Linked DNA regions of Homo sapiens: region 2 is linked to region 1. A link is a loop called in an ENCODE intact Hi-C map of the cell type or tissue named here. Cell type or tissue: PC-3. All regions are shown on one strand. Links, peaks and the distances in the headings refer to the core of each region. The heading gives the core; the rest is flanking DNA. Region 1 holds the start of LOC124901231 (serine/arginine repetitive matrix protein 1-like). Region 2 overlaps LINC00326 (long intergenic non-protein coding RNA 326).

The links. A loop is a pair of places that touch in the nucleus more often than their neighbours do. Peaks named below come from ENCODE experiments on the same cell type or tissue, not always from the same donor. Only the 100,000 strongest peaks of a DNase experiment are listed, where the experiment ranks them.
Region 2: it touches region 1 in a loop (12-fold over the local background); 2 of 110 quality-filtered maps call a loop at or near these places.

Annotation. Positions count from the first base shown.
Region 1 is chr6:133,241,670-133,257,591 of GRCh38, forward strand. It overlaps EYA4 (EYA transcriptional coactivator and phosphatase 4), which reads left to right. Exons shown (of 20, transcript NM_004100.5): 1 at 1-80. LOC124901231 (serine/arginine repetitive matrix protein 1-like) reads right to left here and starts at 11,925. Exons shown (of 3, transcript XM_047419612.1): 1 at 11,844-11,925; 2 at 550-742. The coding sequence starts at 11,925. RefSeq lists enhancers at 31-925, 926-1,818. In PC-3, for the core only: no CTCF peak of the experiment used is centred there; DNase peaks (open chromatin) are centred at 6,092 and 7,052; H3K4me3 peaks cover 853 bases; H3K27ac peaks cover 3,904 bases.
Region 2 is chr6:133,091,739-133,107,660 of GRCh38, forward strand. LINC00326 (long intergenic non-protein coding RNA 326) reads left to right here. Exons shown (of 4, transcript NR_026969.1): 2 at 4,772-4,825; 3 at 8,269-8,446; 4 at 14,357-14,840. Among named protein-coding and RNA genes, the nearest start is that of LINC00326, 12 kb to the left of the region's middle. In PC-3, for the core only: no CTCF peak of the experiment used is centred there; DNase peaks (open chromatin) are centred at 8,003 and 10,303; H3K4me3 peaks cover 580 bases; H3K27ac peaks cover 3,592 bases.

The sequences.
Region 1 (15,922 bases), core at 3,777-11,776:
GAATAAATACTTAATTACGGACGCACTGAACCGCGGCTGGGACAGACACTTCGGGAACCCGAGGCGGACCGGGCGACGAGGTGAGTGACCCCTTCTTCCAACCCCCGCCCCAGGGCTCCCGGGGGAGCCTGAGTTGAGAGAACCCCCAAACTTTCCGGGAAAGTGCGCGAGGCTCCGCCGGGGACGCCGAGCGCTGGGTACTGAGGACGCGCAGCTGGACGGTGCGTGGGCGCCTGCGTCCCCGGGGGGCGCTTGGAGGCCGGGTGCCCCACGCCTGAGGGCCCGGGCCGCTCGGACCGCAGCGGTGCTCTCTGCCCTAGAAGACGTCCCCAAGCCCCAAGGGTCCCTTCCGAGCCTGCCTGTCCCTTCCGGGGTCGGCGCGGAGCCTGCGCGTAACGGAGTTCATCCAGCAGTCCAGCGCGCGGCTTCTACCTGCACCCCGCCTCCACCTGGCAGAGGCGCGAGCATCGGGGTCTCCCCCACATCTTTCTTATGACGTGTATTACTTTCTGATGACCCCCTAGATGGTCCAGGCGCGAGGATGCTGACCCAGAGTCCTTCGGAGGGTCACAGGCGCCTGGGCTTTCCCGGTGCCGGGTGCGTGTGTACTTTAAAGGCTCGCGTTCTAATCTCCAGGCACTGATCGGGCTTTTCAACTGCGGCGATCCCACTTTAATAGTTTTTATGTGGCGTGGACTGAATGTCTCCTGCAGTTTGCCAGGGTCGGTGAAATTAGAGGCGCCTTGTCAGAGCAGTCGCGTTCATTGGCTCGAGTAGCGGGTGCCATGGAAGGCTTATAACTTCTCCAAAGGAAGGGACCTGGCTGGGTAGAGCAGGTTTTTCTCTCCTTCCAAGCCTGCTGGGTCTGGGGAGGCAGTGGAACTTGAAATGGCTCGGATTTTTAGCGTGGTGAAGCGAGGTTTGGAAGTAGACGTGTGTGTGCTTGTTTTATTCTGCGCCGCACAGCAACCCGAACTTTCGTTTGGTAGCACTTGAAAGAGTTTTCTCCCTTTGTTTGCGAGATTCTGAACAGCTCGGAGCGATTAGGGAATTTGCGGACCGAGTCCGGTGGCAGAGCTGGGGCGAAAGCAGAGAGCGCAATTTAATTTTTGTCATCTCTTCCCTGCTTGGGAGGATAGTGTTTCCCTTCACCACCACCCCTCTTTCTCCTTCCTATGAAGACAACGGATTTGCGCCTGGGGTGAGAGTGTGTGCGGGAGAGTGGTGTGGAGACTGTCCTCTCTCACCGCGTCTCCTGCGCCTCTCCCCGCCATCCCGAGCGGGCCTAGAGAGTCATTCATGAATCTTAACCTGAGGGCAGGGGAGGAAGGTGCAGGTCCCTCTGCCCTTTCTGCCAAGGTGCAGAATAGCGCCCGGGCGTGTGTTTTGGTTCCAGAGCAGTTCCACGTGGAGCAACTTCGTGTGTGTGTGTGTGTGTGTGTGTGTGTGTTGTGTACTTGATCTGTGAGGAGGTAACAGGACTCTGGTGTTCAAACCCAGTGGGCCGTTGGCCATTAGTTTGCTTTCCTGGCTGTCATTACAGACACTTCCAAAATCTGATACCTAAGAGAACCAACAGGTTAGGTTTCACATTAAGGGCTCATACTTAACAGTTTTCTTTCTCCCTTACCCCTTTTGGCTTGGCACCCTGGGATCAACGTAATTGTTGGAGCGAAATACACCTCCTGGAATATGGCATTTTGTTCCTCTTCTCATCTGTGGCCACTTTGTGAACCCTCGGGTGTTTGTCAGTTTCAGTGCGGGCTCCTGCGGGATTTAGGTGGGAGTCTTAGGAGCGTTTAACAACCGCGGGCTCCCCATCAGCAGCTTCTGAAGTTTCACTTACACGTAGGTGACTGACAGGATTGAAAGTTGACGATGGTTTTTTTGTTTGTTGCGTTGTTTTTGTTTTTAAAACCTTAGGGAAGGGATTGTACTTGAATTCCTTTCCCGGGTACGGTTTGGTTTTAAGCAGAATCAGTGCCTTTTTTTTTTTTTTTGTCTTTTAAAATATTATTGGCAAGCTTAAACCTGAAGAACCAAAAACTAGAGGGGGTGGGGAGAGAATCCCCCCAAAAAATATTTGATACGTGATACGGAGCGTTTTAGGAGACTGCATTCAAAGACATTTGTGTATTTTTAAAAATAACATTATCCCAAGAAACAAAAAGCAGTAGTAACAAGAGACAGATTGTTTTGTGTGGAGCAAGACTGCCAGAATCTGATTTTTATGGCAACAATATCGAAAGCAGACATAACTACACCCACATTTATTGTTATAAACCGTAAAAATAGTTTGTTCCACCTGATTAAAAGTTGTAAGTCATTCAAAGTTAAACCCGTATTTAGGAATGACTGTACAAGAATGTTAAAACCTTTGACAGCTACAGCTTTGAAAGCAACATAATTAGATTTGTTGAAAATGTCTCCTTTCTCTGATTATTAGTGATATGTACTTGTCTTTCATAATAAGTAAAGGTCTACAATCAATATGGTTTTCAAAAGCCTGTTTTCCTTTGTAAATTTCCTGAAAATAGTATGTTTCAATATTTAAAGACCATTGTAACTACCGGTTGGTTCACAATTATAACTAAAATAAGATTTACTCAGTTGTTTTCTTTTTATTAGTATTTGTTGAATATTTGAAATTGAATTTCTCATTTCCAAAATAAAACGTCTCACATATATGTATGTACTCACAATTAACACTTCTTTTAAGTAGTAGGCTTAAGTTTTAAAATTTTTAAAATCTTAAGATTTGTATAAAAAGGAGTGATTGTATAAAAAGGAATAATAATTATTAATTGTTAAGAAAAATAGATGCTGAATTTCAGAGGGTTTCTAGAAGCTGGAGAAAAAAATTGCATAGAAGTTTCTTTTTTGACGGGTGACTGGCAGATGAGTTACTTGTCATTTTGCTATAATTTATTTTTTTCTTTTAATAAGGCTCTTTGGGTTAAAAAAAAAAAAGGAAAAACAAGTACTCCATTTCTAAGAGTTTCCTTTTTATTTATGTTGTACTTTGGGGTGTAAATAAATTTTACATAGCCACGGGAAATAGAGTATCCAATTTCATGTTTTCAGTCTCTGTTGCAAGCTCTAAATGACTGATGTCGTGTCTAAAAATATATTTATATGGCTTGATATTTCATTTTAACATTTTATGCACTGGAATTAGATTTTTTAGGATTTTTAGAAAGATAGAATGACAGAAAGACGATGACTATTGTTATAAAAAGTTAGAATGTTAGGAAGTTCACATTCTAACTTTCAAATAATCAAACTTATTTTGCCCCACAAAAACTCACAGTTTTTATACAGATTTCAAGAAGAGGGGTGATAATCTTTTTCACTACTTAGTTAAGTGTTAAGTAATTTAAGAATGCAAGTATGTATTATGCTTTCTCATTATCATTTTTTTCTGTTAGGTAAATGCAAGAACACTGGACATTCTGTAAAAACAGGCCCCTCTTTATAAGGAGTTTATTCACCATAGTTCTGTATTGCAGCTGCTGATCATATTTCATGGAGCTGTTAAAGCACTTAAAACCTAAAATTAGGTACTGTCTGGTTGTAAATATTTCAGATCACTTATTTAAGAAATAAATAGAAAAGTGTGCTATCAAAAGTAGGAGACGTTTTGAATCCTCTCATTGAAGAGCTGAACAAACCTCTATCAAAACACCTTCTTCTTTTTTCAGTGAGAATATAATCTTGACAGTTTCTTTTTCTAAATGGATATTATTCTTACATGTACTAAATGCTAAACTCTTATAACGTGCCTCCCTGTAGAGTATCTTAAACTAATTATATTCAGAAATACAGTTGGGGGATTTTATTACAATGGTTACTAGGTGAAGGAAATCAACACCAGGGGAATGGGGTGGCATTGCAGTGTACCTGCTTCTCTCATGAATTTTTCCTGCTAAACTAAGAAATGACATGCTGTTTCAGGCATTTGCCCTGGAGATGGGTGAGATGCAATATGTGTAATGCTGCATCTTATAGTTAGATGTGTTTTAATGAAGGGGACACTGCATAGTCATTAAATCATTTTTGGAGCCAAACTTGGCGTCATTTAGCTTGAACTTAAGTGGAAGAAAATGAACAAGAGTTACACATTCAAAAGAAGTACAAGCAACTTTGATTGCTTTTAAGAGGTTTGAAGACTTTGTAAACATTACTGTCACTCAATATTGCTTGTGGAGCTGTACATTAATATATGCTTTGGTGATATGTCATTTTACGCTTGAAATTTGTCATTCTTAGTGTTTCTCCATCCATCTTTTTATTAGTAAAGAGATACTGAAAATGAACACTACTATTCTTACTCCCCTAACCCCTTTCACACCTCCAGAAAAAGAGATGAAACTGATTAATTTAAAATAGAAACCATTTTGTGTTATCAAAACCACATTTATATAGTGATTTGAGACAGTTTCAGAGAGTGCACCTCTGAGTCTCACTGTAACCTTTTTTGTCATTGAAAGGTGCTAATTGATCTTAGGGTACTGACACAATAGTATAGTTTGATATTTGAAACCTTTCAGAGTTGGTCTGGCCCTTTTCTTACCCTGAGATTTCAGTGCATGGATGATGAAGAAAGACACCATTCTAAAATACCAGAAATTCTCATTTTTTTCCAATATGAAATGTTTTAATACAGTATGTTCATATTTTTAAAGCTTTTATTTACATACAGTAAGTAAATTTATTTTAACGTACTTTTGGACAGTAGGAGAAAGACCTATATGTTCTATCGTGTTAGAATTTTTTAGTTTTTTTTTTTCTGCACAGGTAGTTTATTTAGGTTATAATTTTTAGGCAAAGTCTGATTCCTATTATCACATGAATATTTTCAAAGTGAAATTGCGTTAAACCAATGTGGAATAGCTTTTGTATCACCAAGGCATATATTAATGTAGATGTCAAATATGAGAGCATATTTTCTTGAGTATATTTATATCCTAAAGTGTATTTTTAAATAAAAGTGGTCACTGTAGTCTTTAGATAATTACAATTTGGCTGTCATTATTACTATAATATTAATCACTATCACCATCATAACATCATAGCTAGCATTTACTCAGGAATTTCGTGCAAAACACTGTTTTAAGCATTTATATGGATTAGCTAATTTTAATCTTCTTAACTATGCCGTAAATTAGGTACTTTTGTTATTCCTATTTTACAGATAAGGAAGCTGAGACCCAGTCATGCAGCACAGTGGAGCCAGGATCCTAACTCCCCAGTATGAGGCCAGCACCCTTATCCTTAAGCGTGTGCTGGGCTCTTGCTTCCATCAGTCATATACCACCATTTTTAGGTGGTACCTGAACATTTTGTTTTAATAATACTTATATTTTATGTAAGGATAACTAGATATTAGAAAAATTTGTTAAATTTTGTATTAAACCTGTAACTTCATGGGCAATATTGTTTGAGACAAGACCAAACAAAGTATTGAAGTCAAAGAAAAAAAATTAAGTATCTGAAGAAACGTATTAAGTAACAGTGAACAAGAATATGGCCTAAATAACCACAGTCATGAAGGCTGGACAGCAAATGACTGAATTTGGAGAAATGCTGTATTTTGTAATGTTTCCCAATTATCAAGAACTTATGACCAGATCTTTTAAATATTTAACTAACATGTGGAATCTTCCTTTGCTCTTCAAGCCTTATCCAAATTGGTTAAATGTTATCAACTTTGTATTTTCTTTGTTTTTGTTTTTTGTTGTTTTAATGCTGGTTTTGAATCTCAAATCTGCACATTTATGTTGAACCAACTAATAAGGCTTGAAGAGTTAAAGAGTGCATGATGGACTTCTGGAGGCAGGTTTAAATTATAATGGAGCTGCCCATATTTTGGAAATACATTCAATTTATCTGGTTATCGCATGTGTAAGGTTTTCTGTAGGTAAATACTTTTGCTGTTAATAACCTGTTTTACAATTTTATAGTATTTTTCCACTGAAGCAGTGGTTTTCATTTTTTTATTTACTTATATACTCAGCCACGGATCCTTTCATTTAAATGGAAACTGATGATATGCCCAGTAGAGAAATGTGCCACTGCTCTAGGTGAAGCAGGATGTAGGTAGCCTGAGAATGACTCACCAACAGTACCCTCTCACGGTGGCCGCCGCCTCTGGAGTTCTCTCTAAGTGTCTTCAATGTATGGAAACTGCTGCAAAAAAATTCAAGTCTTCTGACAAAAGGGGTTAATTCAGAGTACCTGCCCTAACATGTTCATGTGGCATCACTAAAAAACAGACTGTCAGATACGGTAAAATATCTCCCAGTGTGACATATCAGCAGAAAGGTGTGTCTACTCTCCCTTCTATAACTTGAGTATCCGTATTAACCAGTCTTCAAATTCGATTTAGCACTGAGAAAATTAAAACTGATCAAAATGTTCCCTGTGTGTAGTTACAGGTCTGAATGAGGCACAAAGGACTTGTACCTGCAAAGGTTGACTTTATTAATTAGAACATCTTTCCTCCTTTAAAGACTGTAAGAAGAAACACCAGCAGTGGCCTAACTTGACATGACTTTAGATTTTCACGTAAATTATTGCTACTATTTCTGTTATCCTTTCCCCCTTTCTTTTTAAAATGAAAGGGACATTTCTTGTGAAAGACTACAATTAAATCATAAAAATTTACATTCATGTGCCATTAAGTTTAATTCTACTCACAAAAGCAACAGTACAGAGTTTGAAATTCTATCCCTAATCAAGTAGGTGTACCACATACCGGGAGGGCTCATTATGCACAAGGTCATATATACAATTCACAGACCTCTGCATATACCCAACGGAGTGATCTATTCATTACATTTCACCTCTGACTTTGAACTCCCTAATGTTAAAAGATTTGAAAAGAACCGAATGTTCTGATTAAGAGATTGAATATTTCTAACTTAATGTTTTCAGTATGTTGAAAGTGATGATGACTTGGGGGAATCAGCAGATCTCTACATTACCTAATTCTTTTCTCTTACATTTGAATGCAAATGTATATTCATGTGCGGTTATGACTCAAGTCATTCTTGCTAAATTTAATGACGTTGTAGGTGAATCACATTCAGATTTCCTTTTGCAGGTTTTCCAGTAATCTAAAACAATGCTTCTAGTAGGTAACTTAAGCATGCAAACCTCAATAAACCTGTCAAGAACGGCAATTCTACTGTTTTATTTTGTTTTTTTTTTTGTTTGTTTGTTTTTGCATTAACTTTAGTTGATAAGATGATGGTACTGTTATTTTTCTTAGTTGACTCATGAAGAATTTTAATTTAGGTCTAGTTTTTTCCCTTAATTGTTGACTTTAGTTTTTAAAGGTTTCGTTCATGAAAATGGTTAGCAAAGTTGTGGGTACTTGGTAAATGCTTGTTAAATGCTTTTTCCTTATCAGTGTTGCTGAAGACTTGCAAAATTAGAGTGGGATGGATAGATTTCTTTTCTACTCTGCATGGCTTTGAAGACTTTGGAGCTTTTATTGTATTCTTATATTTTTACATACCATTCCCAGGAATATTTAGAGAGAGAATCATTGTAACCAAGGTCACAGGTCTAATCCTCAGGTATTCAAATTAGCTTTAGGTGGACAATTGTCCTATACACACTTGTTCGTATTAATGTTGTCATAACAAATATAGTTATAATATCTTGATGCCTCTCCTGGGGGCCCATTCTGGACTGTGTTGAAGCTGTCTCTAACACTCTCTCACGTCCCTAAGATATTCAACCACATTTGTTCATGATTTTTATGAGGTCCCTCCTGGACTTAAAATTCCTTAAAAAATTTGCCTGCTGCCTATAGGGCAAATTCCAAAATTCTCTGCAGGGAAGATAACCCTTCATACTGAGAACCTTGCTCAGGTTGCTCTTCTCATCTCTCACTCCCCACTCACAACAACTCTCTTTTCCAGCTGTATGGAAAACTGCAGTTCTCAAATACACCTTGGACATTTCCACTTCATTTCTTTGTGCGTGGAATGCTTTTTCTCTGGAAAACATCGCCCCTCTCCCCCTGCAAATATCTTTTCTACTGCTTTTTCAATACTTAAGGTGCAAAATGTTAGCTCCTCTGATAAGTTCCTCTGACCTCCAGAGTCTGAGTTGAACGTTTCTTTCTTGTTACTCCCAAAGCATCCAGCTTCTACATTTAACATAGCCCTTGCCACATTGAAATGTAATAGATTACATTAGTCTAAATCCTGCTTTAAGCTGAGAATTTACTGGAAGGATTAGCTGTATTTGTCATTTCTGTATCGCTAATGCACAGTGCACTGCTGGACATATAGTCAGTAGGTAGTTGTTATATTCCCATTGAATGAATGAGTAGAGGTACTGGGAATGAGAGCAGAGATTGTGACACTGAACATCCCCTCCTTGAGACTGGGAACAGTGAGAAGGGCAGTGACTATTACAAGGTGGGACTACCTCAATAACAACCTCAGGGAGTTTTGGTATAAACCCAGTAGAATTGCAGCTGTGAATCCAGGCTTAGGTTATATGTATGTATACGTGAATGTAGAAATGTGTTTATTTCTTACCACTGGGAAGTCAGTGATCTGGTGGATAAGCCAAGGATCCTGAAAATCTCTGGAGATACGGTAATTTCATAGTACTTGAAATCTGAGAGACTCAGTTCTTATAGCACAGTGAGTAAGTAGAAAGAATATGGGGGCTGGGCGCGGTGGCTCACACTTGTAATCCCAGCACTTTGGGAGGCCGAGGCGGATGGATCACCTGAAGTCAGGAGTTCGAGACCAGCCTGACCAAAATGGCAAAACCCCGTCTCTACTAAAAATACAAAAATTAGCTGGGCGTGGTGGTGGGCGCCTGTAATCCCAGCTACTCGGGAGGCTGAGGCAGGAGAATCACTTGAACCCAGAAGGCAGAGGTTGCAGTGAGCTGAGATTGCACCATTGCACTCCAGCCTGGACAACAGAGTGAGACTCCATCTCAAAAATAAATAAATAAATAAAAAGGAAGAAGAATATGGAGCCAGGCACTTGGGTTCAGACCTCAGCTCTAACATTGATGAGTTTGTAACATCAAACACATTACTGAAACAGATTTTGCTTCAGTTTCTCATGTGTAACAGAACATGCCTCATGGGGTTCTGATGAGAATTCAATGAGTAAATATATGTAAATATATTTAGAGTAGTGCTTGATATGAGTATCAGTTGTTATTACTATGATTGGGTATCTTTCATTAGATTACCCCCAAATGTTCCAGAGATATTTAGAGCTGAAGGTCTTTTTTGGGGGGCTATGGATTGGTGACCATAAATGGAGTGTCCAGTAGTCCAAGTATAAATTAGATACTGTGGGTCATCTTGGCAAATCTGAGGTTGTATTTGGAGCCTTAAGAGAAGACACTATAGGTGCTCAACAGTTGGCATTGGCCATTTACGTTGTGCAGTAATATTTCTTTTAGTAAATATTTCCGCATACAGTAATCTAGATTGTTTTAGAGCTTTAATCTGTGTGGTTCCTTAACTACTTTAAGCAATTATAAGCACGTTGTATAATGGTAGTACTTTATAGCCAATATTTAAGTTTCCTCAGTTGCTTTTTTTTCAGCCGTAAGGTACCAATTATGAGAATTTGTATAATTTTCAATAGTCAGTGGGCCTGATGAACTCAATGTAAACTTTTTAAAAGGTAGCTTTACATATTGCTATGATTCTTACCTTTAGAGAGACAGTAGGAGGTAATTAGTACCTCTACTTACAGAATTTATCACTTGGATTCAGATATAATGGCTATGTGGCAGGATGGGGCTGAAGGAAAAAGGAAAGTTAAAATATTAATTGTCAAGGTCTCATTTTTACAGCTTGTCTGGAACTGCTACCAGGTGTATCTGTATAGTTTTAAAAATGATAACGTTGTACCTGAATTCTTCAGTATATTTAAATAAGAGTTTTTCAAGCTCTGGTTATTGACATTTTGGGCTGGATAATTTATTCAGGGGATACTGTCCTGTGCCTGGTAGGATGCTTAGTGGCATCGCTGGATGCCAGGGACCCTCCCTCCCCTGGTAATGATGGTGTCTCCAGACATTGTCAGGTGATCTCTGGGAGCAAAATTGCCTCTTCTTGAGAACCCATAACCTAAGCAGATCTTAATATCATTTGATATAGTCAAAAAACTCCCAGGGCTCTGCATAAGAGGATTGTTCTATTTCCAGTCAAGTGTGGAGAATCCTAATACCTTCCTCCCAAGTTTAAACATGAAGTCAAACAATTCTCATTAGTCTGTGTTGATAGATTAACTTTGCACAGAGGGGATTTACAGATACGCTTCACACAGATTGACCATCTCCAGCATATTTTCCTTTTCTGGAAATAATATATGAGTGGGAGTAACAGAATACCTGAGAGAGAGTATGTAGGAAGTAAATATTTATTTGAATCATCTATGTGTCTTTTCTTCCGGTTATTTGTCAGTAGATAGTTTGGATTTATTTTTAAATAATGACCATTGCCTTTCCATTTCTGTGGGTAAATATTCAGTAATAAGAAACTTTTATTTTATTTAGTCTGTAGTGTTAGAAAAGGTAAAGTTACTGATAATCACAACTGCTGAAGATTAAAATACTTAGTGAGTTAAATTATTTGTTTGTAATGAGAAATTTTCAAAAGAATTATGTGTAGCTTTCAGTTGTAACCACAAGTTCAAGATCTTGAGTTAATAACATTTGTACAGCTAGAAGAAAGTAAAAATAAATATATTACATGTAAAAACTCTCTTTTGTGAATTCTCAGATCCAAACTTTTAAGTTCTCATTCTATGGGTTTGATGTTGACCAATACATTTTATCTATGAAATGATATATAATTGATGTAAGTAAATTTGACTGTTGTTTGGGCACCACCCTTACATAATTTAAGCATATATGAAACACATTTCAAAAATCACTTGAACAAAATGGGAACAATAATGTTCACATAAAGTGAGAGAGGATAACTTTTCCCATATGAGTTTTGGGTTGAATTTCAAAATTATTCTGAAATATGAAACATTAATATTATAAATATATGATTAGACTAATTTTCTTAAGAGTTCTAAACAGTAGATAATTTTTATCTTATTAGAAATTGCAAAGATACTTGAAATTCCACACTTATGCATTGTCTAATTTAGTGGTTGTACTTTAATTGTATTAGGTAGATAATCATGGAAGCAGTCAGACTAACCTGGAGATTTCACATCATTTACTAATTGATGCCTAAGTAGGCAGGGTAGAGGTACTTGAAAACACACACACACACACACACACACACACACACACACACACACACACACTCACTCTCTCTCTCTCACTTCCTTTGATTTGTGCTTTAATTTTGAAATGTGTGCTTAGGTGGCAAAGGGCTGCAAATACAGCATACTGTGTTTGACCAAAATATTTTTCTGTTTCCTAGGTGGAGAAGGACCCTGCATAGCTCCTTGTTAGCAGAGAGATAAAGTGGGTGCTGGGCAACCCAATGACAGGTGGAGGCCGTTCTCGGGGAGTGTTGCGGAGAATTTGAGACAGGGGTTTAAATCACAGATAGTGGAGGAGAGTTCTGCTTCATTCATGGACAGGAAGTCCAAAGAAGGCACAGCGAACCACAGGTCCATCCAGGCACTTTATGCCAGATATTGAACGGGAAGCCTAGTAGCCCTTTAGTTACTGGAGAACGGCCAAAAACCCAGAGGTTCTATTTTTCCAAATGAGCACTTCCTGGGTTCATAAATCAAGGAACCCCACAGAGTATTCAAGTCACATATCTCCTTTCTCAGGTTGATTCTTTGTATAGTGGGTCCTAATGTGGTAAGACTTACTTATGAACATTTTATTTCTTATAATGCCGTCAGTCACTTCCTTTTTTCTCCCTGGCATATTCTCACCACCCTTATCCTCCATGGCCCCAACTCCCTTAACCTACTTGCCTAGTGCTCTTTTGCTGCCTACCTGGACAAAATAATAATAATAATAATAATCTACTCATCTTTCAAGGCTTAGCTCAAATGTCACCTCCTCTGTGAAGCCTTCCTTAAGGCTCAGGCAGAATTAGTTCTTTTCTCTGTGTAATACCATAGCACTTTTTTTGGACTGTTAATATAACAGCAGATTGTGTTGGGGCTCATTGTATGTGTCTGTCTTCTAGAGAGACTATGAACTCACAGAGGGGAGAGATCATATCTTTTTCCCTCCGTAACCTCAACACCTGGAGATGTTAATGGAAATTAAGTGACTGCACTATTCCATGCATATCTTTAAAGGGCATTAGGTCCCAAACCAGACATCTGCAAAGGATGAATCCTGTTAACTTTTTGGAAAACTGGTTCTCTTTTGCTTGTGGTCATGAAAGCTGGTTTATTGGTTATTTTCTACTCCAACTTATTTAAAGCCTCATTTGTACCAAAGTATTACTGATTTTCTAGTGGAAAAACAGGTATGTCCGGCGTACATTGGTATTTTCAATAAACTGACATTTAAAAGACAGATTTCTCGTTGAGGTTTATGGTCTTCATAATTCTAGTTTTCTCCAGAAACAGACCTTGATCTCTTTGGTTGCCTTCTGCTAAGATCGATTTCATGTTATTTTGAAGAATTTTTAACCCTCAGAATTATAGATTTCATTTGAGAGAAAGCATGTTCTGTATTTGTTTGTGTCAGTGTTTCAAAATGTGAGGACCAAAAATCCCAGATGTATCTATTAAAAATATACGTGGCCTTTTGCTGAGGGAAATTACATCTTTTTTTTCAGGCACAATTGAGGAAGTAAAAAAATTTTGTTTAGTTTTTAGTGGTTTGTTTTTAGGCATTTTCCATACAAAGATGAGCAAGACCCTTCAAAAACCACCAATTTGCTTATTTAGGGGGGAAAGTCTTCCTATGTCCAGAAATAACATTAAATTAAGATTATTGTTTCCAATAGTTTCAAAAATTGTGGTTTTATTTTCTTGTATGAGTCATTTTTTAGCATAGTGCAGTACATGATTGCACTACATCATGACAAAGCATATTTGCTCTGTGTTTCAGTGGGTCACTTTATTTATCAGCGTCAGATGATCAGATCAGAAGAGAGATCTAGCCTAACCCTTCCATTTTGCAGATGAGATGTTGTATTATGTGACCTTAAGACCTTAAGTCATTTACTCAGAACAAAACAGAAAAAGAGAACTTCATGCTGGGGACACTTCATGCTCCCAACTCTACATCTTACCACTTTATTTTTATTTGTTTGTTTCTGATGAGGAGTTGAGAATGCTGGAATCAGACTACCTTTGTGTGTATCCAGGCTCTGCCACTCATCAGCGATGTGACTTTGGTCATGTAATTTTCTGAGTGGCTGTAAGCCATAGTTCCAGCATGTGTACATGGGGAATAATAACAGTACTCGCCTCATGGAGTTGTAAGGAATAATTGAATTCATGCAGGAAAGACATTTGGTTCAGTGCCTGGCCCACTATAAAAGCTCAGGTTATAGTTTGAATTGATATCTTGGAATAAAATGCTGAGTGTATTTGATATTCAGAGAAGGAAATTCATGCTGCTAAAGCAAGTTTTTTTTTTTAATCTGTTACTTAAAAAATACAAATAAGTCATACTTTGTATAACATATTAAAACAGAGATGATAGAGGTTACTTTTGAGAGGAATGACCAGAGGGAGCAAGAGAGAGGCTTTGGAATGCTGATTATGTCTTTTATCTTGGTTTGGTTGCTGGTCATGTGAAAGTGTTTATTCAATAAAAATTCATCAGTGATCAACTTTTGATTTATGTATTTTATTTTACTGTGCATATGTTATACTTTCTTAAAAAGTTTTAAAAATACGGATATATTTAAAGTAAAAAGTGGATTTACTCATTCTTATTCTCTGCAAATCAGGATAAGTTGTTATACTTAGATGTGCATCTTTTCAGGCATTTTTTTTTCTATATATGTGTAAATGTAATAACTATGTGAGGATGTAATTTATTTTCATTTTACATTTTTAACTCCAATAGGATCATTGATTTCCTTAAAACTTGCTTTTGATCTGCTGAATCTTGAATATTTTTCCACATCAGTACATATAGTTTTGGGTGCTTCTATTTAATGTATGCAGATATTTCATAATTTCACTGTTCCCCTCTTGGTGTATGTTTACATTGCTTCCATATTTTTACTATTACTAAGTATGTTGCACTGATGATTTTTATGTCTCTTCGTACATCTGCCAAAAATATCTGTAGATAAAACTCTAGATGCAATATTAATAGATAAATATGTATGTGCATTTTCCATAGAAAATACCAAAATGCTTTTTAAAAAGATTTATGAATCTTGCATCTTTAAGGTAATATTCTCATCTTTCTCACAAAAACCAGGTGCAAAAATTTCAACTTAATTGAACCTTGTAATTATTTGTGCTCTGGTTAAGAAAAATGGTTATAGTAGTAAATTCCTTGAAACTCATATAGTAATCGGAATACTCCACTATGATTAGGATAAATAATTCTATTAACGATATATATTTAATATATACATATAATTTATATAATTAGTTTCTCACTTAAGAATATTTAGTATTCATTTTTATGAATGCATATTATATTTACTTATGGTTCGTAAGCCCAAATGTTAGGAAGAAATAAATCAGTAATATTATATTCACTACATTTTTTTTTACTTAGTACCATCAAATATTTACCAGAATTATTAGGAGAAATGGTTCTAACTCTCATGTGATTGGTGAGAACTTATGAGGAATGATATATTGTTATTCTAGTAAGAGCCTACTCTGTGCCAGGCACAGTTCTAAGCACCTTACATATATTACGATAGCTTTTTAACATAGAGATGAAAGGTATAGACATTGTATAAGTAATAAATGACATTACTCCATTATAAATGTGTTGATAAATATTATTATACATGTCACAATATCAGTTGTGTCATATCAATGACTAATTTATAAATCTGTTACTTATTATAATCTGTTTAATGTGGAAATAAAAGTTAATGCATCAAAATCCAGAAAATTGCTACTCAAATGCTGGCTAAAGTAATCTGATAGATACAGTTTTAAAATGAAGTATATTAATCAGTTGATTTTGTTGTTCGATTTTTATATGTAGAAAATTCTGTCTCCAGAATATTCAGTTCTTGTAGTTTTTGGTTAAGATTTTGATTAATCTTCAATGGTTATCTAGTGCCTTTAAAAAGTAGTCCAACTCAGAATAGCTAATGTATTCCTCTTGCATTGAATAAATATGGCTATCAATTTTTGTGGGGTTTTTTTTCCTGCAGAATTTCCTGTTATTCTAAGGGATTCAATAGGACTTACACATATAAAACTGAAAATTATATTACTATGGGGAAGCTGCTTTGTGCCTTTCAGAAGGAACTCTCTTGCTAACTTAAGTACTGTATGTGTGTAGAATAGCTAATATTTTCCTCCCAAGAAATTTCATGTATGCAGTTAAAACACTCTTAAATTGATTAAGGATTTGTTATATATTTCCAGAAGCACTCAAGAGTACTTTTATGGTTATAAGAGTAGAGTGCATTAGAATGCCAGAAACCAATGAATACGCTAGAGGCCTTCAAAACTGTGCCCAACATTCCTGACTTTACCATATAAACATGTGGGGTAGCCTGGAAAAACAAAACAACTCTCCTTCCCCCAACGTAGGTGAGGCCTGTGATGATAACACTTCAACTGGCTTGAATATTAATTTGATACTTTTCTGTTAGAAGTAATTTTTATTACTTAGCAAATGAAATGGAGAGGTAATAAATATGACTGATATTTATTTCTTGAGTAAAGTATTATTTTACATCAGATTCGACCAGTTACCTTTATCCTTTTTGGAAAATGTATTATACAAACTACCACAGTATTTTGCCTATTAATCAGGGAAGCTAAAA
Region 2 (15,922 bases), core at 4,253-12,252, 150 kb before region 1:
ATTAAATACATAGGTGACAGAATTGGTAAATATAATGATAATACATGTGAAAAGAGATCAATATCAGAATGTATAAGAAACTTCTGCAAATTAAAATAAAAAAGGAAGGAAGCGAGAGAGAGAAAGGAAGGAAGGGAGGGAGGGAGAAGAAAAAAGAGACTGAGGGAGAGAAAGAATGAAAGAGAATAGGTAAAGTACATGAATTGGAATGTCACAGAAGGGGAAATTCAAACAGCTAATTAGGTAAGATTTTACAGCCATCAAATTGAATAAACTAAAAAAAAAAATAATTAAACAACACTAAGTTTTAGTAAGATTATGCAGAAACAGGAACTCTCCTGCACTGCTGGTTGAAATGTAAGCTAGCCTTCCAGAAAGCAATCTGACAGCACCTAATAAAACCACGTAAACACATACCCTACGATCAGTCAATACCCCTTTTGAGTATATTTCTCCAGCATACACAGACATGTTTGAAGATACTTACCACAGTAATGTTGGTGGAAGAAGGCAGTTGGAAGCTAGGTAAAGGTCCAAAACCTAGGGAAATAGATAAGTGGCAGATGAATTTTAGATAATAATGAATAGTACCAATGTGGCTACATTTTGAAATCATAAGCTTGAGAGAATAAAGTTAGAAGTAGAATGAGAAGTATTACACAATATCATTTATATGAATTAAGAGCACACACACACACACACACACACAATTGCTCAATAACACTGTATTGTGTGAGGATCATTACATAGCCAAAGATATATATTACAACATGAAAGAGGGTGCCCATTGGGGGCTGGAATAGCAGTGGGGATCTGGAGTAAAGCGGAAAAAAATAAAACATGAGAAAGTTGTACAGACCAATGCTGATGGATGCCATGGAAGGGCAGCCTTTTTACTTCTCTCTTCCAAAGTCAATTCATATTTCCAATCATAACACACAATTCTAGAAATTCAACAAAACCCAAATTTTAATGTTAGAGTGGCTCTGGATTAGTTTTCACTGTTGACAACAAATTATGACAAATTTAACAGCTAAAAGCAACATACATTTATTAACTGACGGTCTGCAGGAGTCTGGTCATGAGTTTAGCTGGATCTCTGCTTAAGGTGTCACCAGGCTAAAATCAAGGTATTAGCCATGCACATGATTTTTGTCTAAGCCTCATGACTCTCTTTCAAGTTCACTGAGCGTTGGCAGAATTCAGTTTCTGGTGACATACGACTGAAGTCTCCAGCTCCTGGAGACCATCTGCCATTTCCTGTCATGTGATTCCTCTGCACATCACAGAAGTTTGCTCCTTCAAGGCCAGTAGGTGCTTCTCTGGCTGCTACTTTGAGTCTCTTTTATTTTATTATTTTTATTTTTGAGACAGAGTGGCCCTGTCACTCTGCCTGGAGCACAGTGGTGCGATCCCGGCTCACTGTAACCTCCGCCTCCCAGGTTCAAGCAAGTCTCATGACTCAGCCTCCTGAGTAGCTGGGATTACAGGTATGCAGTACCACGCCCAGCTAATTTTTCTACTTTTATTAGAGATGGGGTTTTGCCACGTTGGCCAGGCTGGTCTCAAACTCCTGACCTCAGGTGATCCGCCTGCCTTGGCCTCCCAAAGTACTGGGATTACAGGCATGAGCCACCATGCCTGGCTGAGTCTGTTTTAAAGGGCTCAACTGATTAGGTCAGGCTCACCCAGCATAACCTCTCTTTTGACTGTCTCAAAGTCAACAGATTAGTGACCTTAATTCACCTAAAAAATCTCTTTACCTTTGCCACATAACATAACCTAATCACAGGAGTGATAGGTGATCCTTTTGAGATAGCAGGGCAAATACTCAGCTGTATATTTGGCAAATATTCATGGCATACCTACTATGTGCCCCATACCAACTAAACAATTGGGTATAAGGCAGATAAAATATTAATAAAATACAGTCCTTGGTCTTAAGAAACTCTCATTTTAGTGGTCAGAAAAGATGTGCACTCATTTAATTAAAACGAAAAATAAAATAAGTGGTTAGAGTTTGAATTTTTGGCACCATATTGCTTGAGTTCTGGCTCTATTTCATAGCAGCTGTATAACTTTGGATATATATTTGTTATAGGAGGAAGAATATATATATATACTCATATATATGTATATATATATATACTTGTTATGCGAGGAAGGAAGAAGGAATAAGAGAGGTAGGGAGGGAGAGAAAAAGGGAAGAAAACAGAAAAGCTTACAGAGTTTTTGTTTCCATTAATGAGTTAGATATAAAAAGCTTAGAACAGCATCTGACACAGTGAGAAATCAATAAATCTCAGCTCAGATAACAGAGGCAACTGTAAGGTCTTATGGGAGCGTAGAAGCGCAGACAATGGTAGCATTTTATAGATGAAAAAAATGAGACTCAGCAAACAATAGGCTTCTCTGCATTCACACAATTAGTGAGTAACAGAACCAGGAACGGAAATGAATTAACCCTGATCTGCAGTAGTTGAAAGCACCCTGCTTAGTAAGTAAGGGCCCAGGTATGATCAGGCTGAAGACTAGCCAAGGACTTTGAGGAGGATGGAAGCTATTTCATGTGGATGCAATGACCTCTACACTATTCCTTCACTATGTAACTTTGATTCTCTAAGTGTTGGCATGATGATTATAATAAAAATAAGGCTCATAGTTATGAAAAACTGTAAGGTCAACAATAATTTTCAAAAATATGACCTCAATTAATTCTTAAAAAAACCTATAAATGACTTTCATACGAGCCTTCTCAAATCCTTTTCCAGGGAAATCAGTGGATAACAATTTCAGCAGTTCAACAAATGTTTGTAAGTGCTCTGTTTGCCACATTATATAAATTTTGCTAAATTGTATAAAAAACTTGTTAAATCACCAGGCGCAGTGGCTCAAGCCTGTAATCCCAGTACTTTGGAAGGCCAAGGCAGAAGGATTGTTTGAGGCCAGAAGTTCAAGACCAGCCTGGTCAACATAGCGAGACACCCTCCCTACAATTTTTTTTAAAAATTAGCTGGGTGTGGTATGTGTGCATGTAGTCCCAGCTACTCAAGAGGCTGAGAAAAGAGGATCACCTGAACCCAGTAGTTTGAGGCTGCAGTGAGCTATGATTGTGCCACTGCACTCCAGTCTGGGCAACAGAGCAAGACCCTTGTGTCTAAACAACAAAACAAAAACAAAAACTTGCTAAATAAGCTGAAAAAAAAAAGCCAGAACATTTTATAATGAGCCACTACTATATACCAGATAGTGTGGATACAAAATGAATAAGACAAATTCATAGCATCTCTGGGCAGGGAAAAAATTTCAACTATTCCTCAAACTGGGGCATCTGCTGTGGAATAACAAGATTCTAGAGGGATTTCTGGCTGCTTTGAGCAGCAGAACAGCCTGCAACTGATTAACTCTCCTCACCTGTGCCTGTCATGGCCCACACTGAAATGAAAAGTTATTACTCAGTATTTTCTGGGATTAGTTTGAGAATCTGTTTATCCTGAACAGTAGATAGAAAAGAATTGCTACAAGATAGTGAAGTTTGATCAGCTTAATAAAATCAGCAGGGCAATTCAATTCTACCCACCAGGCAAACTTTCAAATTCACATTCAAATTGATAATAGTGTTGTTCAGTTAAAAGATGCTTTGATCCAAAGAATTCCCAGGGCTTTGCAAATTTAGGTGGTTGATGTTCAAGAGTGGGGTTTACAGACAGCTGTTTGAAGTAGGAGAACAGCCTGGTAGTGCCTTCTATCAAAAGCAGAGTTATACTCCAAAACGTTTCATTGTGTCATGGTGAAAATAGCGTTTGAGAATACAAAATCAGGACCTTGTGACCAAGTTTATATTCTTAAAATTAAACAATTAAAAAACTATTTGACTAAACATTAGTCAAATAAAGAGAGATCAGTGAATTCTAATAAATCTTAAATTTTATAATTAAATTGGTATAGTATGCTAATTTCTATACTATTTTGCTCACCATAAACTTTCACCCCAAATGAAATATAACTAAAGTTGTATTTTTTAAACACACATATATATTTTTTTCTTTATCTGATGTTCCATTCAAATATCTAGTTAAATGTTCTAGATATTTATTCATCACAACAACTGAGACTCTTTTGAGAATGAAAGGGGGCACTTTTAATAATTACACTGAGGGAACAGGTGTCAACTGGAGACGTCCTCGGCAAACCAGGACATATGGCCACCCTATGATTAGTGCTTTTTCAAGTTACAACAGTTGTTGACTCCTGCATTCTGGGCCATACTTCTCATCTCTCTGAATCCCACCTCCCTTCATCTTGTACTTTCTCTTTCAGTGCTTTCTACGTGAGATCTCTTTATCCTCCCCCATTTATTCAATAACTAGTTAATGAGCATGTTCCACCTGTCAGATATTATTCTAGTAGCTGGAGACACAAATATGGCCCTGGGTCTCTAGATGCTTATATTCCAGCCCGAGTTGGGAGCACGCTTTAACTAGTTATATAATTAGGTATTTTATAACAATTTCGAAGCATGCTACAAAGGTGAATCACACAGTGCCTGGGAGCATATAACCTGTCCTGTCTGGAAAGTCAGAGAAACCTCTTTCTTTACAGATGCCATCTTAATAAAATTCTAGGGACTGTGTTTATTATTCCTCATCTCTATCAATTGTTAAAACTATATTTTTTCCTGCTATCGTCGTCTTCTGCCTCCCTTCTTTTTTTATTATTTTTGTTAACATTTCTGGTCTTCAGTTTCTTTTTTTCTACTAATATTTTATAGGGGTGACACCAAGATGTGCTACACTGAACCCAACTTCTGCATGTTTAAGACAAGGTATGCAAAATTAAATGAATCTATACTCCAGTTTTGTGAATAATAATTCACAGATACACAATATAATGCAATAAAAGATGGCTGTGCTACCTGATCAGATGCCTGATTAGGTACCAGTGGACAAGTTTGCCAAGGAGGAGTCCAAAAATCTTGCCTTAGTCAATACATGATTAAGTTGCTTCCCTTCAGTACTTGCCTGTTCTTTATTTCATGCCTCTTCTTGACTCTTCCCTTAAATGTCAGCACTCCCTAAGGTTCTGTCCTTTACCTTCTTCTAATTTTTTTTCTTTGGAAAACTCTTCTACTTCCATGGCTTAAGCCACCACTTCCATACAGATGGCTCTGGAAACTTTTTCTTCTGCTCTCTAGGGAGTTCTCTACAAAGAACGATCCTGCATTTGCAGCTGTGTGCCAGACAGTGTCACAGCCCAAGCCACTGGCACTGCCCAGCTCATGCCACCATAATCTTTCATCTTGATTATTGCAAAAACCTTCTGACTGGTTTCCCTGTCTCCAGCCTTGCTCCCACCCAAATCAATTTTGCCTCTACACCACAGCAAACGTGATCTTTCTAAACTGCTTGTTATTGTGCTAACCCTCTTCTTAAAACTCTTCCCTAGCTCACTGTTGTTCCTTAATTAAAACCCAAGCTCTTAACAGAAACTGACACTATCTGCATAACCTGGCCTCTGTTTTTCCCTCTAGACTTGCCAACAACCACTTCCCACCTTATATATAGAGAGCACTTCCTGCTCTATAACCCATGTTGTCTCTTGACTCTAAGCCACCACACATGCTCTTTCTTGTTCTGAACATGCTCTTTTCCTCTCCTGACTTTCACTCATCCCTCAGGCCCCAGCTCCTTAGGAGCTTTCCTAGATTTCCAAGTCTGAGTCAGGTGCTCTTACTATGTGCTTTCTCACAGCACCCTCTACCCTTGTTATCAAGCCCCGTTTTACTCTTGCCTTTAGCTTACTCACTTTCTCCACTTGGCTGTGAAGTACAGTATGGGATGTAAATACTTCTATAGAATGGGAAGATTGAACACTCAATAGCTGTTAGTGTCTTGTGAAGGTCTTAACAAGCGGTTAAACTTTGGTATGAGGGATGAGAAGTCCACAGAAGGAAAAGCATTAGCAAAGATGTGTCTAGAGATTGGAAAATGCAAGGCAAATGTAGTTATTAAATCATACAGAGTGACATATACACTCATATAGGAAAATAATGGGAGCCTGCTGGACATTAGATTTACCTGGGGAACTCTTATTAAAACACCAATACCTGGGCTCCACCTTCAGAGATACTGACTGAATTATCCAAGAAAGAGACTCAGACAAAAGCATTTAAAAAAAGCTTTCTAGGCTAGAATTGAGAATCATGACTCTAGGAGGCAATGGAAACTTTGGAAGTTTTTGAGTATAATCTAGTATATATTAAATTTGTAATAAAAAATGTGTCAAATGAATGTTGATGTCGCACACACCAGATATCTTTGTTATTGGTTTTCAGAAATTTTTCATGTTTTATAAAAATATGTTTATTCATTAAAAAAAAGCCTCAATGACTTTATTCCCCTTTGTTACAGGTAATGTGTAACAGTCCACAAAAGCCACTTAATTATCTCATGCTTTAAATTTTATTTTTTCTTTCCTTGTGCGTAAACACAATTGTTTTAAACATGATTTGAACTGTTTTTTTTTTTCCAGAATGTGCATCTTTATTTTTCCTGAATATTTCTATTGTCTAAATACCTTAGTAAAGTTTACTGCTTCTACGGATGGCCTAAAAGTTCTGGCAATGAAAGAAGTAAAGTGTGAATGTATCCTTAATACCAGCTATTCAGATGTCTTCATCAATTATTATGTGAAGTCTTTCCAGTTCTATCCTAAACTGTAGAAACTCTTCCAGTTAAACTACAGAGCATGATAAGAGTTTCATAACATGCTGCCTCCAAGAAGTAATTTCGTTGTACCAAATTCATTTTCACTTTTAATAATCTTGATCTGATCCTGTATCACTAATAGAGGCTTTAAAAACAATTTATATATTTACTAGACACTATGAGGTTCATGATGCTCTTAGTTTTTACAAATAATAAATATGTATATACATTTTTTTACAAATAATAAATGTGTACATACAGATTTTTCCTGCTATTATCTGTACATACACATTTATTATTTATTATTTTCAAAAATGATAAATTACTTTTTACACCTTTATTGTTTGTAAAAAAATGTGTGGTAATGTCAGAATTCCTAACTGTTAACAGTTATCTCTAAGAAGGTCTAAAGTTTTTATTCTAGGACTTGAAGGGGACGTTAGCCGTATTATATACTACTTTTCTCAAACTTAGTTCTCAACTCAATATACTGTATTTGACAGGCAAACACAGGTATTATATCATGATAAAACAATAGTGGTGCAATTATTTCTTAGATTGAAAGAGGTGCAATCATTGCACTCTTGCAAGAGTAAAGGAAAAAACAGAATTGTCATTATCCAATGAATTAATAGGGTTCTAATCCCACTTAAAGAAGAATTTTGTTTTTCTGAGGAATTCCAGTATTTATGCTCCTGTGAAGCATTTTCTAATATTTGACTCTTTAGTTAGGGGCCAGGATATATTTTTTTTCTAAGTGAGAAGGAAATTGGTTATAAGCAAATTAATTTGGGGAAATAGTAAGATTTAAAACTCCCATATTTTCATCAGATACCACATTTTTCTGGAGTTCTGGCTATCCTTTGTTCTTATATTTCCAAAACATCTAGTAAATTACAAAATGCAATGGGAAACTTTAAGCCCACAGCCCAGCCCTTGATAAATAATCAAACAACAATTGAGTATTTATGCTTGCACTGCAATAGAAAGGTTAGAGTTCATTGAAAAATCCTCTTAATTTAAGAATTGTAGTTGTTCCATACAATCATAAATAAAAGAAGTAATTATAAACTTTGGGGTAAAAGGACTAAAAATGTTTTTGAGAAAAATATGGCTTTCTAATCTAATTGAAAGTAAGGGAAATTTTTTTTTGTCTTGTAATGTATGATTATATATAGTTGTGTGTGACTGGTGAATGATGTTTAAAGAGGTTGCTCAAGGTTACAGGAAAAACCCTAAGGAATTCTTGCAGCAACATCCTGAAATAAGAGCTCCTGCATAATAGATTCACTGTGGTTTCCTTAGTGAAGTGAGCCTTCTGTGAATACACAATCTTTAACTATACAAGATCAAGAGGAGAATTGAGTCATGCATTGGAATGCTTTTAGCTTTGGTTTACCCCTCTGTTTAAAGAAGAGAGTTATGAGATTTGCTTAATTTGATCATTTTCCTCTTTCCTTTGGTAATCTCCTTCCTGTATTACAAGATATATAATGCTTCCTTCACACTTCAAATGAAAGTTGAAATGATTTTTTCATTTCAACTTTGTTGTATGTTGTAGACGCAAGGTCAAAAATTTACATCAGGTATCTGAATGTGTAGCATATACAACTGAGTGTTGAAAGAAGACAAAATCGTTTTCATCACGAAGAATATGTGCTCAGTAAGAATCAGAATGTTCAATTGTGTGAAGGTGGGAGATGGGAAGATTGGTATTATGGCCTGGATCCAGAAATCAGGTATTTACCCAAAATTATCTCTATAGTTTTCACCTATCACCTATTCATTTAATATCTTTACCATAATTTTTTATTTTAATTAAGAGTCAGTAATCTTTTCGTGCTGCTAGATAAGAGCCTCGACATTTTAAAGGCAGACATTTTTCTCATATTAGGTTCTAGATATAGTGTATGACAGTGGGACTCCTAGTGGGATTTTCTTGAGTTCGTAGCACCTGTTGAAGATGCATATAATAAAAGAATAAAAGATAAAAAATCAAAGAAATGTTTGAAGAGGTATTCTGGGGGACTTGATCTATTGGTTATTAAAAATGTAATACAGGGCCACATTAACAAGGCAGAGTGGTTTAGATTCAAGAATCAAAAGGCAGATTCAAGAAATAGGAAAAAAAACTAGAAACAAGTCCTAATTATGATAAGTATTTTCTATATGACAACAGTACCACTGCAAATAACCATAAGCAAACAAATAAACAAAACTCCAATAAACCAAATAAAATCATTAAATAAAAATACAATCGAAAAATCAAATAAATTACAAAGATATATAATGAATGCTGCTGTAACAGTAGATTAAATAAACTATCTTCAAATATTATAACCAAACACATTTCAGATAAATTAAAAATTAATGTCAAAAAATAAAATGATACATAATTTATATAAATAATAATATAATTCCAGATTTCAGAAAAAGAAGTAATCACTAAAGAAGAAAAAAATCAATATAAAAAGCCCAAGCTGTGATACATTAAATCCTTTCATAAGCAAAATTAAGGGATCAGCAATAAATTCGAAAAGTATTTTCAGAAAAATGACAAAGGGTTATGTCATTAAATAGAGCTCATGCCAACCAGTAAGTTTGCCAATAGGAAAGAGGTCCAAGTGTTTCTAAATAAGAGCTCACAGATGAGGAAAATATTTGTGACTACTAAATATAATAAAACATGTTACCAACTTAAAATGAGATATCACTTTGTCTGCTGGATTAGTGAGGACAAGGGGATATACAATGGGATTTCACACATCCTCCATCCCACCCGCCAGCCCAACCCTATACTAGACGGGTTTGCTCACCCAACTTCCCTTCCGAGACCATAGTCTGAGAATAATAGAAAGAATAAAGGATAAAAAATCAAAGAAATGCTTGAAGAGGTATTCTGGGGGGCTTGCTTTACTGGTTATTAAAAATGTAATACAGAGCTACAATAACAAGCTACTCTTCAAGTACAGGGAAGAGACAGAGAACAAGTATCCTTTTATAAGAGCAGATTCATTGCTGTGTTAATGTTTTGCTGTGAGCCTGGGTCTGGAGGAGCTGTTTTTCTTGATTCCCTCCTATTTTGCAGGATTGCAATGCTACTGGAGATCCCTCTTTGACCCCAGGACTAGGATGGAGAGAAAAAAATAAAACTGAGATAGTGGGAAGGGGAGGATGACTCTCTAATGTCTGTCTGAGATAGCCTCAGTATGCACAGTTGGTCATTTAGAAGGAAAGTAAAGAGGTGTTTTGTATCATGCTGTGAGCCACATGTGTATGTCAGGTTGTCTAATCCGATGATGTTCTTTTGAGTAGTGGACTAGTAGGACATAAAGGATGGTTAAGGGGTTGGTTATATTAGCAGAACTTGTCCAAAATAGTAATGCAGGATGTAAATGAGAGAATATTGAGATAGTCACTCTAATACTGACACTGATGACAGTTCTAATTGATACAAGCTTTCTATAAAGCATTTAAAGTACCAAGAGTCTTACATTTTTAAAAATATCTTCTTTGACCCCCTAACTACATTTCTTAGTATTACTCATTGACCACACTTTTGAAAAGCACCACTTTATGACAGGCAAAGGAGATGACAGATACAGCAATTAACAAGGCAGTCCAGGTACTTGTTCTTATGGTACTTTCATTCTAGTGGGGCCAAGAGAGAATAGACAATAACCATGTACATAAACAAATAAGTAAGATATTATAGAAAGTGACATGTAGAGTGAAGAAAATAAATTGGAGTAATATGTTAAAGAGTGACCAGGGGTTGTCAGGGACACTCTCTTTGAAGAGGTGATGTATTAGTGAGCGTTCTCCAGAAAAACAACCAGTAGGATGTATATACATTTTAATAGTGTGTGTATACATATCTCTAGATAGACAGATAGATATATAGATAGATAGATAGTTACATACTTACGTGCATACATATGTGTGTGTGTAGAGAGAGAGAAACAAAGACAGAGAAAGGTTTATTTTAAGAAATTGACCCTGGTGGCAGGCGCCTGTAGTCCCAGCTACTCTGGAGGCTGAGGCAAGAGAATGGCGTGAACCCAGGAGACGGAGCTTGCAGTGAGCCGAGATTGTGCCACTGCACTCCAGCCTGGGCGACAGAGCGAGACTCTGTCTCAAAAAAAAAAAAAGAAAAGAAAAAGAAATTGACTCACATGACTGTGGGAGCAGGCAAGTCTGAAATCTGCAGGGCAGACCAGCAGGCTGGAAACCCAAGGAAGGATTGATGTTGTACTACTGCATCTGAAATCAGTCTGCAGGCAGAATTTCTTCTTCTTCGGGGACCTCAGTCTTTTCTCTTAAGGTCTTCAACTGTTGGATGAGCCTCGCTCATATTATGGAGGATGAGATGTTTTACTCAAAGTCTACTGACTTAAATGCTAATCCCACCTAATTTATCTTCACGGCAATGAAGACCAAGCAAGTTGGTTTTGCTCTTATTTGACCAGGCAAGTGAGCACTGTAGCCTACCCAAGTTGACTCATCAAATTAATTACCACAGGTGATATTTCAGCTGATAATCGAATAACAATATGTAACCAGCCACGTGTGGTCCTGGTGGAAGAGATGCAAAGGCTCTAAAGCAGAAGAGTGTGCAGTGGGAACAAAAAGACCCAGTGTGCTGGGTCCCAGTGATGTGCTGTGGCCTGTTCATATTGCCTCTAAGAGCTGATTACAAACATCTCTTTTCAATAGCATGGTCAGTGACATCACGCTGGTAGCTTGAAATCAGTAAGGATTTATACCAGAGGAGTATGTACACCAGAGTAATCAGCAAATGCTACAAACCAGGACTTTTATTACTCCCACTTTTTAACATTTACCAGCAAAGTACTGATGGGAAGAGCGCAAGGGGTAGGCATGGGCCTTAGATGGCACATCTAAAAGCTTAGCTCTCAGTCTCAGTGTGATGATTGACATTTTCAAGTCGTGTTACAAGTCAAAACCATTCGTATTGTGGTGTACTCTTGAACAGGCTTCATAGGGCGGCAGGATTTCAAGTAGGAAAGCTAATGAGAAGATTACTGAAGCAGTCTAGAGACGAGATGATGGAGACTACACTAGAGTGTGGCAGGCACCAGGAGAGATAAAAAGCTTTGAAGGGCACATTTTGAATGAGGTGCCGATAGCTCTTGGATGGAGGAAGCTGCAGTGAGAGAAATTAAGAACGACCCATGGATTATTGACCTAAGCAAATGGGCCTACCCATGTTGGGGGATCTCTTATGACATGGGAACATTTGGGAGGGACAGTTTCAACAGGGAAATGTGGCAGGGGAATCAGTTGTTGCTTTGGCCCCATTGACTTTGAGATGCCTCCTAGATTTTGAAATGCCTGAAGCCATTAAGGAAGAACTTTTATATGTGAGCTTATATTTGGAACTCAGTGGAAAGGTCAGGACTGGAGATGTAAATTTGGGAATCATCTCCATACAAAGACTAACTTTCCTAAGGAAATAATCAGAAATTCAGACAGACTAATAGGTTAAAATAAAAGAAGGACACAGAAATGTATATGCTAAATGGCTGAATAAGGAGGATATATTGACATAATTAGTCAATAAGCCATAATTCCACTTGCTGTAGCTAGTGTAATTATGAGTAATTTAAATTTTTTGTCCTTCAGATATTCACAACAAATAAGTTCTTCTTAAAATTAGAAGAAAACAATCTTGTTTTAAAAGAAATATAAAAACATTAGATTTGTTAATGATAACATTAAAATATCTAAGTAGCTAAAAATTTTATTTAGCCACTGGTTAAACTGTTTCTTTGACTTAAAGAGCTTATAGTTATGTAAGCACACTATTTTTTACTTGTCTTTCCCATTATTAAAATAATACATGTATGTTACAGATACATTTGAAAAGATAAAAGAATAGAGAAATAATTTTTACATATTATTTAATATTTAGTTTTCTTGATCCAATTTTATCTACTTTTTTGTGATATGCTCCTATCATTTTACATCTGATTTATATCTTATATCTATCTTTTTGTGTCTTATATCTTATAAAAGCTATGTTATTAATCCCTTAACAGTGCATTTTTATCAGAGGTTAAAAAGGTTCACTACTTCACATGGTTTTACGTCTTGTGATAGTGATCTATAATATTTAGCCTCTATGATACTGCTGCAGTATAGTGTTTCACTGGAATTTTTCATTTTCACTTCAATGCCATAAAACTGCAACCTCAAATTTATTGCAATATTTACATATATGACAGCTGTTAAAACTACAGTAGTTGAAATACACTTAGGGAATAGTTACTGGGGCAAATGTGTGTATACACACACACACTTTCATGTAAGTTATTTATTGTAATGTTGAACTTTTATTCCCTCGTGGTGAATAAAAGGACATAAATGTTGATATTTATGTTATAAAGTTACCTGCTTCCCTTACTTCATTCATGAATTTCTTTATTCATATCAATACTTACTGAAAAGTTTATAAAGAACCTACTATGTGCCAAGCAGTGAGCAAAACACAGCATAGTTGGGGAGACGGACACATAAGTGGAAAAACAGTATTGCCATATGGCGAGAACTGTTGAAAGGGTATAATCAACATAGTTTGGAATCACACAGGGGAATGGGAGACGGTGACCCTTGAGCTGGGTGTTAGAGGATGAATGAGCATTTACCAGGCAGAAGAAATAGCATTTGCACCTGCATGGAGCCATGAAAGGAGAAAGAATGATTGAGGCAGGAAATAAAGTGCAAAAAGGAGGTTTGGACCAGCTTGTGATGGGTCTTGTATGCCAAGCTAAGGAATTTGGATTACATATTGCAGGTCATGGAAGTCAACAGAGATTGCTTTGCATTGGAGACTGTCAGAATCAGTTTGGGCTGGAAAGAACATTCTGCAACAATGTGAGGAAAGATTAGATTGGAAAGAAAACTGGTAATAGGAGCACTAGGGATAGGCTGAGTTCAGTGCAAAAGAAAAGGAGGACTGAAAGCTTTGGCAGTCTCTGAGGATGGGAAGAAAGAAGACAATTTGATTGGCAAGAATGACAATATTTAATGAAACGATGAAAGCAAGAGCAGGATGAAGAAGAAAGAAGATAGGGAATATAATTTTTAAAAGAAGGTTGGGTGTGAAAATTAGATGGCCTGGAAAGTAACTTGAAGAAAGGTTAGAATCAAACAACTTTTTAAAGGGTAAGTACAATTTGAGGTTGGTCTAAATTGAGACCAATGTGTTAGAAATAATGTTTTAATATTTCCTGGGTTGAGATAGGAGATAAAAAGGGGCTGATAAGAGGTCTACTTTCATCTAGACTACATAGGTGCTCAGAAAGAAAGAGAAATGAGAATTTACTTAGTTTTTTATTTTTAATTGTTTGGGCACATAGCAGTTGTATATGTTTATGGGATACATGAGATGTTTTGACACAGGCATGAAATGTGAAATAAGCAAATCTTGGAGATGGGGTATTCATCTCCTCAAGCATTTATCCTTTGAGTTACAAACATTCCAGGTACACTCTTTAAGTTATTTAAAAATGTACAATAAAGTTATTGTTGACTATAATCATCCTGTTGTGTTATCAACTAGTAGGTCTTATTCATTCTTTCCAAGTTTTTTTGGTACCCATTAACCATTCCCACCTCTCCCCTAGTCTTCCACTATAGGAAATGGGAATTTAAAGATGATCAGAAGACAGTTGGGAGCAGAGTGAGAATAAGAACCCTCAACTGCTGTCTCACCTTTCAGATCACGAAGAAGTTTTTTACAATGAGCAGAACACTCAACCTGAAAGCAGAATGGATTGAGTCACTGCAGCGTGGCAGTGGAATGGTGTTTGATGTTGGCAAAGGAAACATGTACTTCTAGACTGGACAGTTTTCCCTTAGTTTACAGTTTCCAAATAGAGACATCACTTTGAAATAACATGGAGAACATACATGGATGTACTGAACGAAGAATAAAGTCTGTGTTGCAGTCCTGTCTCCATTGACTTTTACAAATATGGCTTTGGATGAATCACCTAAGTTTTATTTTTGAGAATTTACGCTTACCATGTATAAAATGATATTGCTAATATGTTTGCTGCCTACCCCATTGGGTTTTGTGAGGAATAAATGATAATGCTAAGAAAAAGGCATTGAGAATTATAACTCATTATTCAAATGCAAGTTATTTATGTGGTTATTGTCATTATTATTAATACTTTCACTCAGCTAAAACCTTAGAACCAAAAACATCTGAGAACTTGCTTACTATTAATAACTGTCTTATTTGATTCAGGGACTCAAGAAAGTATCAGCTCACATGACTGAGTTTCATCAATTCCAAGTTGTACATTGAGAATCACGATAAAGATCGGGAATATGAGACTTTAAGCATAATTCTTTTTCATCACCATCTGGCTATTTCTACTTCTCCAGTCCTAACTTCTAACCTGATCTTAGTCACCAGGGCTAAATTGCAAAGTAGAAAATTTCAAGGAAGGTTTCTTTGGGTTCCATACTCTGCTTTTATGCCTTCTACATAAAGAAAGGGAAACAGAAAAAAAAAAAAAAAAAAAAAAAAAAGAGTGGACCTCACATTCATACACAACTTCCTCCCAACAATTTCCTTAGTAGAGCCTGGGAGGTCCTAACTGAACCAACCCTGCTCCCTCCACTGGCTCTGCGCCACCTGATTACCTCCATGCCATGCTCCCTTGTATCTCAATACTGCTCATAGGTCACCTCATCAGAGACACCTTCCCTGATTACAGCATACGAAATTAGAAAACAAACCTGATCTCATTCCATTGTCCTTGCTCTGCTTCACAACTCTCAATCACCAGCAGATGTAGAATATACTTATTTGTTTCTTATCTGTCCCCTCTCCTATCCATGTGAGCACCACAAGAATCAGACTTGGTTTTCCATTGTAACCCCTGAGCCTGCCACATGGAAAGTATTCAATAAATCATTGTTGAACAAAGGAATGAATGATTCTGTGAAGGGATATATTAATTTAAAATGTCCTGGTCCTTAGAAGGATTTTCAAAACTTGAAAATATGAAGTGGTGTGAGGACTGTTGCTCAAGGTTAAAAGAAAGGAAAAAGAATGCATCATTCAGACAACTGATGGGCTTTGAAGGAAGAGAGCAGGAGTAGCAGGGCAGAGCAAGTGTGGACAGCACAGCAGGTAAAATGACAGATTCTAATAGGGTGACCAACTCATTGTGGAC